Linked DNA regions of Homo sapiens: region 2 is linked to region 1. A link is a loop called in an ENCODE intact Hi-C map of the cell type or tissue named here. Cell type or tissue: mammary epithelial cell. All regions are shown on one strand. Links, peaks and the distances in the headings refer to the core of each region. The heading gives the core; the rest is flanking DNA.

Region 1 (5,886 bases), core at 659-5,658:
TGGTCCTGCCTCCTGTAGCTTTCTCCTCTCTTTCTACCCTAGAGGCTTTGAATTAGTCCATCCCATGCACTTGCCCCAGCAGGGTGGGGAGAGATGGAGGAAATTCCATCACTGGAGAGGAGTGCATTTTCTGTGCTGTAGGTGGGGAACTGTTGAAGCTTATTGCCCCTAATCTCATGTGTGGTTCTTGTGCCAGAGTGCCATGTTCCATCCTCAACCCTGTGAGGTAGGAAGGAGGAGAAACACGGATTCAGGAAGCTTGCTGTCCCTCTCTTCAGAATGCTCCTAGTGGTCTTATGGAAGCCTTTATCTCTGAGTAACTTTCTTTGTTCCAGTTGACCTTGCCCTATTACCAAAGCTGATTGGACTGAGAGAGTCACCTGACCTAAGCTGAACCAATCAGTGTCTTTCTTTCAAAAACATGAAGGGCTTGGAAAAATACAGCCAGCCATGATGGCCTTGAAACTGAGGCCATAAACAGTTGGGATGGCAAATAGCAACATCTGAGTAAAAAAATTCACAGAGGTTTGGAGAAGCAGAAAAAAGAGCCTCAGAGAGAACGAGAGACCATGGGGAGAATGGAAAAGGCTTGCAAAAAGAAACAGCTGCGAGAGCTCAAGTGGTCCCCAAAATAAGGAGATAAAGAAGAGAGGGTGCTGGTGACTTTCCAGGGCCAGCTGTAGTTCTTCAAACAGGTTTCACGAGATTTTTCTGCATCCTTCCAATAAATTTCTTATTGCCAAAGCTAGCTTAAGTGAGTATCTGTTTCTTGAAATAAAGTGATCCTTCAGACTGGGTTGTAAAATTTGATATCATAGGGAAAAGATAACCCTACTGGTTCATTTCCCAGAGTCACTGCCAGTCTTAGGCATATGGTTTAAAGAGGGGGAGGAGGGTACCAGGCCCAAACTCTTTCCTCCTCTGGTGTGCCATCTGGTCATAAATTGCAACATTAGGGTCCCATTCCTTTGGGTTAAGGATTTGTCTCTCAAAGAGCTTAGCTAAATGGCACTCAAAACACGAAAATCGCTCACTCAGGGATAATGAGCTTGGAGTGTCTTTCAGGGAAGCAGACAGGTGAGTGCACAGCCCTGCACGAAGAAGATTCCAGATGGGCCAGATCTGAGGGGCTCTGTGTTACGCCACCCCCTTCAGCCAGATCACTAGCTCTGCTTCTATCTGAAATCTTTCCAACAAAAAAATTCTTCATATATATGTGAAGAATAAATATTCTTATATATATAAATATATATAAGAATATATATTCTTATATATATAAATATATATAAGAATATATATTCTTATATATTAATCTATAAATAAAAATATATATGAGTATATATTCATATACACATATATATATATATATATATATATTAGTAAACATAGATATGTTTTGGAGTTAGGATTACAAGTAGCAACATCTGAATAAAAAACCTGGAGAGGTTTGGAGAAGCAGGAAAAAAAGCCTCAAAGAGGAAGAGAGACCATGGAGAGAATTTACGTGTATATAAAATATATATGTATATGTATAACATATATAAAAATATATTTACATGCATATTTACACACACCCACACACATCTTAAATCACAAATTTAGAGTATTTTCTTTTTTTTTTTTTTTTTTTTTTTTTTTGAGACGGAGTCTCGCTCTGTCGCCCAGGCTGGTGTGAAGTGACATGATTTCAGTTCACTGCAAACTCTGCCCCCCAGGTTCAAGCAATTCTCTTGCCTCAGCCTCCCAAGTAGCTGGAATTACAGGCGTGTGCCACCACACCTGGCTAATTTTTGTATTTTTAGTAGAGACGGGGTTCCGCCATGTTGGCCAGGCTGGTCTCGAACTCCTGACCTCAGGTTATCCACCCGCCTCGGCCTCCCAAAGTGCTCAGATTACAGGCATGAGCCACCATGCCCGCAGGATTTACAATATTTTCAAGATGCCAAAGTGAGCAGCACCTCTGAGTAGATAGCAGAGGTTTCTGGGGATATAGTCTGTGCTGTCCCCTCTCTGCTCAGCTCCTTGAGAGACAAATTCTTAACCCAAAGGAATGGGACCCTAATGTTGCAATTTTTGACAGGATGGCACACCAGAAGACAGATTTTGGGTCTGGCACCTCCCTCTCCTTTTTAATTTCTGTGATCTTTTTATTCCTTAATAGATTGGTTTCCACATTTACGAAAAGGAAAAGGCAGGAGAAGAGGGGCATGGCTGGCCCTCTCTAAGATGGAGTGGCAAATCCACATGGCTTTGGAGCACAGTGGGCCAGGTGGGAACTGAGGCAAACTGAGGAGGCAGAAAATGCTTCAAGAGTTTCAAATTAGAAATGCACAACTGCCCGCTGCCCCAAATGGAATGAAAGTGAAGAATGAGCAAACCACCTCCAAAGGGCTGAATTTGTCTTACAGGTGCCAGTTCATAAGGTTTGATTGTGTTTTTTTGAGTGCCAAAAATTTAATGCTTGTATGTTTGTCTTTGGGTGTGAAGAGAACTAAGATAAACCAAATGAGTAAAATCTGAAAATTTTTACTGAGGATGGGAATAATTTGGGAACTTATTGGAAGTTGATAATAATAATAATGAAAATAATCATGTGGGTATAGAAGTAACTTTGCTCTCTTACTTCTCATCCCCTGTCCCGTTTTTGCCTCCGTTGGTTCTCCTACTTGTCCTCTCATTTTTGTGGGCAGGGCCTACAACTTGTGTTCAATGAGTCCCACATCCTGCAGAACCTTGGCAAAGGCCCAGAGACATGGCATGTGAATAACGCCATGGCTTTGTGCCAAGTGCAATTGAATTTGTCACCGAGGACCACGTGTTCTGAGGGTGCTCAGATATGTTCGGTAATGAGCTAATGCTCTTGGCATGCAGGTGTGCTGGGATCGTGTGTCTCCAGATACAGGTGTTGCTGGCCTAGTTAGTGATTTTTCTTATTTGTTTAATGTTAGCCACCTCTCCAAATAATGCCTGGGGCCAGGTATCCTGCTGGAGCCCCGGATGTAGGCAGCAGAAAATGCCATGGCCCAGGGCACAGTGGTGTCTGACTTTTACTCACCTGTGCTGCTTTCTCCTTCCAGATGTTCCCAGGATCATGTTAGAGACCAGGGTAAGACCTCAGCTTTCTATTATATTTTAAATCATGGAAACAGTAAATACATTGAGAATTCTGGCACCGGCTAAGCTTAAATTTTTAAACTCTGCCAAAAGAAGGCTTTGAATACCATTCTGTTTTCTTTCTCTTTCACTTCATCTGTTTTTCTTTTGTCTAATTGAGATCTCAGATACAGGGGGGCGTGGTACATGGGTTTTTAACTGGTGGTTACTGGATACTGTATAGGTATCCATGAATCTCCTGATATGGTAATTAACATTCTTTGTACATATATATTTTCTGGCAAGATATCCATTGCTTTTATTTGGTCTTCAAAGCATCTAGGATGTTTCCAGGAAGGTTAAATAAAATCATTAGAGAAAAATGAGACTCATACAAATCTGGGTTGCATTTTCTGCCCTGCCCTTTCCATATTTTGTAAACTTGGGAAAGTTGGTTAGTCTCCCAAGGGCTCTATATTCTTATATAAATGTGAAATGTTCCAGACTCAAGAGGATTATTAGGGGATTGTTATTAGGAAATTATTAAAGCAAATGCAGATAATAAGCCTTACACAGTACCCAGCAAATTGTAGATATTTAAGAAGTGCTCATTCTAATTAGGATACAGGCAGCTGGAGTCTTTCTTGTTCTTCAATTTTTTAAACACTGTCTCCTGTTTATAAAAACATAATAAACTGGCCGGGGGTGGTGGCTCACACCTGTAATCCCAGCACTTTGGGAGTCTGGGACAGGTGGATCACCTGAGGTCAGGAGTTTGAGACCTATCTGGCCAACATGGTGAAACCCCGTCTCTACTAAAAATACAAAAATTAGCTGGGCATGGTGGCAGGTGCCTGTAATCTTAGCTACTCAGGAGGCTGAGGCAGGAGAATCGCTTGAACCCAGGGGGTTGCAGTGAGCCAAGATTGCGCCACTGCACTCCAGCCTTGGCAACAAGAGTGAGACTCCTCTGTCTCAAAAAAAATAATAATAATTCTTTTATTTGGAATAATTTTAGATTTATATAAAAGTTGCTAAGAAAGTGCATAGATTCTCTGTGTAGTCTTCACTTAGCTTCCCCTGATCTCTGTTCCTCTGTCTTTCCTTACTGTACACAACAGTGACAGTGTTGAAAAGTGCTGGTCACTGATGACTGCTGTCTTTAATTCATGAAAGTGGTAGCTGAGTCACCTGTACTTTCCACTGACAGAACCTTTTTGGTCCTGGCCTGTCTTGGACTTTTGTCTTCTCTTGACAGTGTGGGTTACTATGCCGCTCCCATGCCATAATAACGTGAGGCCATCAAAGAGTGTATCTTCCTAGCCACACCTCTGGGTCATTTCAGAATGCTGCAGTGCCCCAGGTGTCCATCCTTGTATCTTTCCTCAATTTTTACTCACTCTGTAAGCCATTTCACCCTATTCTTGAAAACTCTGCTGTATACTGATGCCTTGCAAATTTTTATTTCTAGCCCCACCCACTCCCTAAGTTCTAGACTTATATGTCTAACTGCCTACTGACATCTCCAGTGAAATATTCAATAGGCTTTCTGAAATCAATGTGATCAAAACCTAACTCCTATGACCCTCTCAAACATGCTTCTCCCCAAATGTCACCCACCCCCCGGTATATGACACCACCATCCATCCCAAAACTTAAAATTCCTAAATGCCTTTTCTTTTTCTCACATATCACACCCAAATCCTCATAAATCCTATCATCCCTTCCTTTAGAACATACTTGGAATTCAACTACTCTTCATGACCTTCTCTGCTCTCACCCAAATGTGGCCACCATCATAATTCAGATGGATACCTATAGTGGTTTTCAAACTATCTCCTTGCTCCCAGGCCTTTCCTGTCCCCCATAACCCCTTTAAGCAAGTCAGGTCATATCGCTCCCTTGCTCAAAATTCTCCATCAGGTTTCCATCATACTTAAAATAAAGCCCAGCGTCCTCATGTGGCACACCTGATTTGGCCCTTGGAGCCTCTGCAACATCTTCTCCTTCTACTCTTCCTCTTGCTTTCTGCACTTGGAACACTCTAAGCATCTAGAATGTTTCCAGGAAGGTTAAATAAAATCATTAGAAAAAAATGAGAGTAATACAAAACTGGGTTGGACTTCTTACCGGTTCCTCATACACACTAAACACACTCCCTTCTCAGGGCCTATAAATGTGCAATTCCTTCTGCCTGGAAAGCTCTTCTGAAGGATATTCTTGTGGCTTGCTCTCTCATTTCATTTAGGAGTCTTAAAATACCATTTTCTCAGATAGATCGTCTTTGACCATACCAGCCCCCATCCCTTGCTATCTCCTGTCCACTTACCTTTACTAGACACTGTATTGTAACATTTTATTTGTGTATTTATGGTGTGTTTATTCATTGGAAGAGTGCTTCTCACTTGGGGTTCATTAATTCCATCCACCACCTTTAGCAGCCATTCAGCATATTGTAGACCTTTATGTTGGTGATAACTGAGCGATTGCTGCAAGTATCTAGTGAGTAGAGGCCAGGGATGCCTCTAAACACCCAACAATGCACAAAGCAGCCCCTACAACAAAGAACAATCCAGTTCAAGCTATCAACAGAGCCATGGTTGAGGAACACTGTAATGGAATATGAGCTCTCATAGGGTGAGAACTTTTAATATGAACTCTTACAGGGTGAGCCTGCATTGGAATGTGAGCTCTCATAGGGTGAAGACTTGGTCCTTCTTGTCTACTCCAGCACCTAGGACAATAGTTGGCACACAGCAGAGACTCAGTAGACATTTGTTGAATGAATGAATG
Region 2 (5,886 bases), core at 599-5,598, 110 kb after region 1:
TGGCAGTCTGTGTTTAAATCCTAGCTCTCCCAATTATTTTTTATGTGTCTTTGAGCTAGCTAACTATACCCTTCTAGTTTAAGTTTTATCATTGTAAAACAGGAATATTTATACATATAATGGGAATGCTTTTAGTATTAAATGAGATGATACATAGAAAGCTCTTACCTCTGTGCCTGACATATAGTGAATGCAAAAAAAAAAAAAAAAAAAGAAAAAAGAAAAAAGAAAAAAAAAGATACAGCTGTTTTTAACTCAGAAGAAATCTATCTGAATCCAGAGTATGAGAGCAAAGTGTCTGAATTTTCTCTAGGTTTCTTTCCATATGGGTGTTTGTTGAATTCTCTTCTGGGTTTAAAGCTGGTGCTATGTCATGGCTTTGTCTACCTGGGACTTTTTTCTGCCTTCACTACCTATGATGCACTATGATGCTACTCAAAGCACTGTGATGTTTTGAGTATATGGGATTTGTGAACTGTTACTATCACAGATTGTCCTATCTTCTCTTCATTGTGGCTACTGCCTGGGTTCAATATATTAATTCCAGTCTTCCATCTCCTTTTATATCCAGGTATTCTCCAGAAGTTGTAACCTATGAATAGAGATCAAAGGAGAGTCATTCATAAGAGCTGATGAAGGAGTTCCACAACTCCAGCTGTTGCAACTAGAAATACTAATGTAAGTAAAGAGAACAGTTTTCTGATTGGTGCAGTCCTTGGAATTCTGAACCAATGAAAGAGAGCAAAAATGGGATGAGAAATCTTCCTATCCTTGGTCCTTTAATCCTGTTACATGCCTTTATGCTCTGGGAGGTGCTTCTAGATTCTGCCTAATTCTTGGCGGACCTACTTCTTGGTGGTGGGGGAAATTCTTGCCTTCTGTGCCTCTGCTGTTTGAAGGTAGAACACCTCTTCCTTATTTACAATACTCTTATGTTTTTGGTGTTTTTCTCAAATTCAGGACCAGCAGAAAAATGGTGGAAAGTGAATGCATGTGCTTTTTGTTTTCTGATGTCTGGTGAGGACTGGGAGTTCTTTCCAGGGGCAGATTGTCTGACTTTTGCAACATCTCACAGAGGGTACTTTCAAGGGGAATTAGTAAAATCAGAAAATTTCCAGTTGAACAGAACTTTAAGAATTACCGAACCTAAGCTAATGCCTGGTGTTCAAATTATTTTAATAACATCCCCTTCATACAATTTGTGCAATTTCTTCTGCACTATCTTCTTGATACCAATCTCACTAGCCATCATTATAGTCCATTTCATTGTCAGAAAACTTGCTGAACCAAATTAAAATGTGTCTTTTATGTATGACCTTAGAGGTAAAGGAGAAAATTATTATACAGTCAGGAATCTGCATAGGAAACAGAAAATACTCTAGGAATTATAATCAAAAAGGCCTTTAACAAAAGGAATTAAATACTTTCAAAATTATTGAAAAAAATGGATGGTTCAGAAGTTGAGGGATTGATATGTTTTTTTTTTCTAGTTTAAACTTTTGTTGAACTATAATGTGCATACAGCAAATGCCATTAATATTTTGGCTTCAACATCACCCGATAGGAGACTGCGTCTACCGCCAGTTCCTGCAGCTGTCTCATACCCACAAATGTGGTCCCCAGACACTGGAATCTGCAATCAGGCAACTACAGACACACATAGCCATTGTAGGTTGTTTGTCAGCCAGTCTTGCTGGAAAAAAAAAAAAAAAAAAAAAAAATTCTGCCTACTTTCTACCTTCCAAATCTCCCAAATCTAATTTACAGAGCACAAGTCACATTGAGGGCTATGGTCGCAAGTTGGTCTCAGAAAAGTTGTTTTTATCTTACCAACCTCTGTGTTATAAGGGTGTATGTAGCAGGGCATGAGAATGCATGGCAAGAAACAATAGACCATATGAAAGAAGTTAAGTTCTAGATGGACAGGCTTTTTTTTTATTAACCAAAAATATTTCTTCCAATGTCTTGGCCCATATAATGTATAATAGTCATGAAGTTCAAAAGAAAAAGGCACTCGATTAGTTATCATTATCTTCTGAATAGCAGAAATGTTTAGCCATTTTAAGACATTAACACTTGAGCTCAAAATACTTTTACAGATTTGCATTAATCAATTTTCAAGATCTGATGAGTACAGAATTATAGGGTCCTGAGATTCAATAAAGAAACTGGGGAAGGGCAGAGAAAGGAGAATTAAATGATAATGAATATAAATGAGATCTTTTCCTCAAGAAAGGATAGCTCCTAAAGATTACTTTAGGAATCCGTAGAAAAACAAAGGCAAAGAGCCCCAGTGATGGGGCTATCATGTAAAGTCTCAAAAGCATTCCCCGAAGTGATGTGTTCTTCAAATTTTTACCGGTAGACCTGGGAGAGACACGAGAGGCCATCAGGAGCAATTCACTATGACCACACTTGACCAGTGAAAAATAGAGTGCAATTTATGGTATGCCCAGGACCTTTGCCTGCTCCGTTCCCATCTCTCTGGAGAGCAGCAGTGCAATCAGGAAGTTTATTCCCTTGTAAACACACCTTATTTTTAACATCTTAGTCATATTCAGCTGAGTTATCGTTGCTTATGTTATTCAAATGACTCATTTCCTCTTGCAGCCTGCAAATATTAGACATGAACATATCCCATATCTGTCTTATTCCCTATAACCCTGAGAACCATCATTTAGTTTATCCAAAAGAAGAGTTTTAGAGGAAAATCATACCAAAGGCCAACATAAAATGCAAGAAATGGAAAAGCGAATTGCACATGTATCTTTTTATCTGAAGCCTCCACACACGAGAAGGGTTCAGCTCGTGTTCTCTGTAAAATGTAGATGGATGGCAGCAATAACATCGGATATAGGAAAAAAAAAACAATCAAATCACTGAGTAGTTCACATTCTAGATATATTATATCAGGATGGGGGGGCTCTACCTTCAGGCATGTGTTGCCTTTCTCAAAAGGCTTCTGAAATGTGTCCATGCATCCTTCCCTTCACCCTGTTTGGGCCTGATTCGACACTGCAATTCACATATTGTCGTATATTCGGACTGCTTTCTTATCATTCCATGAAAATCTTATGCTCATTTATACATTTTCATTTTTGCTTTTCATATGCTGGTGGGTTCCCACCTAAATTCCCTTTACCTGGCCAGTGCATCTGGCCTTAGCTGCTGAACTTCTTGCCCATAGGTTACCCCTTCACTTGAAGGGAGGGCCCATGACCACTGATTGACTCACGGAGAGTTCAAAAGACCCCTTGCTTTAAAAGGAGGATATTCTACATTGCAATTAATGCATTCGAATCTGTAGTTTATGCTTTCTTTTTAGGGAACCTGATCTGAGGCACTGCTAAATAGGTTTTTTTCTTTATCTGCTTGAAACTTTGAGTCCAGACACTTTCTGCTTCCCCAAGGTAGTAAAGGTCTGGGTTCATTTCCACTAACCTTCCAGAAGTCTTCCCTGATAGTTTCAATTCTCTTCTCTGTTCAGAGATGCTCTGTCATTCCCAGGTGGTGATACTAAGTTGAGTGCTCTCACAGATGCTGTCTTGTGGGGTCAACTGCCAGTTTGTCATATATATAAACTGTAGTTCCCTCAGGAAGGATTGGTAGAGGTATACAATGTGCAGCCCATAAATGGTGTCCACCTAGCTTGACTTATAAGAGCAGTTGATTACTACCACCCAGTTGCTCGTCAATTCCAAATCAAACCAACCTGCACCCTTCAATAAGTCAGGAGCAACAACTCTGCTTACCTAAGGAGGATCCCTATCCCCGGTCACTGCAGGGGCTTCTGACAATGTGGAGCAAAGAAAGGGGGTGGACAGAATTACTGAGCTTCAAATAAACACAAGTTCATGTCTTACCAAGCACCTCATCTACACATGAAAGGAAGGCTGAGCCATCCCATGCTGCTTGTAGCCAACTGATTGTCAGGAGGAGTTGATTTTTCAAAGTGGACATCCACAAACTGAGGCATCTGGCCTAAGAAACTGAGTCTAGGATTAAAAGAAGAACATGTACAAGAGACCTCACTTGGAGTGTGCAGTTTGGTTCTTTTAGAAGAAACGTAGGAGGGCCCTTTGTCAGAATAGAAACAGTTTTGCCCAGAGTTTCCAAAGCTATGCTCTTTGAAACATAATTTTCTCTAGGTAAACTGAGAACATAAGATTCTGTCTTCAAGTAAATTTTGAAATCTACACACTATAGCCAATGGATATGTCCAAAGGGCATTAAAGGCTCTGAAAAGTCCTGTAAGTTAAAAAAAATCTGTCTAACTTTGTTTAATCTAGCATTTTTTATTTTTATATGAACACAGAAGAAAAGTTATTCTACACAGCTATTTATTGTGGAAATCTTTATGGACATTCTGGGGGTGGCAATTATGGTGTTGGGGGATAGGGTGAGAGCTAGTGAGGTCCCGGTCATCTGAGCCCATGTGAAATTTGCATGAAGTCATTCTACATTGGTGAGGAATTGAGTACAGGGCCAGTAAACTGCCTTTTCTTTTTGACATTTACTGGGAAGATAATCATTTGGCTACAAGCAGCATGGGATAGCTCAGCCTTTCTTTCATTCTGTAGATTAGGCACTTGGTGAGAGTTGAACTTCTATCTATTTGGAGCTCAGTAACTCTGTTCTCCTTTTCTCTTTCCTCAGTTGTAGGAAGCCCTTGTGGTGACTGGGAATTGGAATCCTCCTTAGATAGACAGAGCTGTTGCTTTCTGCCTTCCTGAAGGAAGGTTTGGTTAGGGGATGACCAGCAATGGGGTGTAGTGAAAATGGAGTCTATTTTATTACGAGGACTATTTTATTCCCATTCTTCAACATGACATTCCAAGAATTACATAATTTATTCCTCACAAGCATCATTAGGATCTACAGAACAGGTGTTAGCATCTTTCTACTTTATAAGTGAAGAAAATGAGGCCCAGAGAGAAAACAACTGTCTTGATTCATTTGTACTTCATCCAGTTTCCCATCCACTTATTTACTCAGAAATATTTATCAAGTACCAACCCGATGCTGGGTCCCATGCTCCTGCATTTATCTCACATTGGTTTTGTTCTATACAGAAAATGAACAACCATGTCATAGCAGGCAAGGTGCATGGTCTTGCCAGAGTAGCATGATGGTGTCCAACTCAACTCAACAAACAGGAGGAATGTCCCCACTCTGGGCAGGCTCTGGGTCCAGGCCATTTCTTAGGAGACTTTTAAAGATCTGAAAAATCTAGAAACAGATTCCTGCTTCTGTTTTTGTGGGCTACTGTTCAAACCAGTTTACTTTATGTTTTCCTTGAATACAAACATTATTAAGTCTTAAAAGGTTTATACTGTTCTAAATTATCTAAACTATCTCAACCAGGTTTAAATTAGGTAACTTTAGCTCAAGAGTAGAAGATGGTGCAACACTGAATCTTCTCTCTTGTATTTCACATAGGGGAGCAAGTTCTTGAACTTCAGAACTTATGTCTGTGTTTAGGGAACACCATAATAACTGAAATAAGTGCTTATTTAGAATAAAAATATCAAAGGCAGTTGCTTGCATATGGCAGGTCGTTAATTGTTGAATAACTTAATGACTAATAACTTCGTTGTGGGAGGCTGTTCTGTGCATTGTAGGATGTTTAGCAACATCCCTGACGTCTACCCTCTAGATGCCAGCAGACTGCCCAAAGATGTGACAATCCAAAGTGTCTCCAGACATTGCCAAATATTCTGGAGTGGGAAATATTACTCCCAATTGAGAACCACTGCCCTAATGTGCACTGAGCGTACTGAGTGGTCATTCATTCTTGGACCCGTGCATCAGGAAGGTAGATAAGGAAGTTGAGCAAAGTGTGAGCAGCTTGCTGAAGGTCAAGTCTAGAGTTAGCTATATGGTGGG

What was found. Peaks named below come from ENCODE experiments on the same cell type or tissue, not always from the same donor. Only the 100,000 strongest peaks of a DNase experiment are listed, where the experiment ranks them.
Region 2: a loop joins it to region 1, with 2.8 times the contacts of the local background. A loop is called at or near these places in 1 of 110 quality-filtered maps.

The regions. Positions count from the first base shown.
Region 1 is chr16:51,991,718-51,997,603 of GRCh38, reverse strand. It overlaps LOC105371259 (a long non-coding RNA gene), which reads left to right and starts at 3,006. Exons shown (of 3, transcript XR_933563.3): 1 at 3,006-3,106. In mammary epithelial cell, for the core only: no CTCF peak of the experiment used is centred there; a DNase peak (open chromatin) is centred at 2,793.
Region 2 is chr16:51,877,625-51,883,510 of GRCh38, reverse strand. No RefSeq gene overlaps it. Among named protein-coding and RNA genes, the nearest start is that of LINC01571, 120 kb to the right of the region's middle. In mammary epithelial cell, for the core only: no CTCF peak of the experiment used is centred there; a DNase peak (open chromatin) is centred at 2,560; H3K27ac peaks cover 1,283 bases.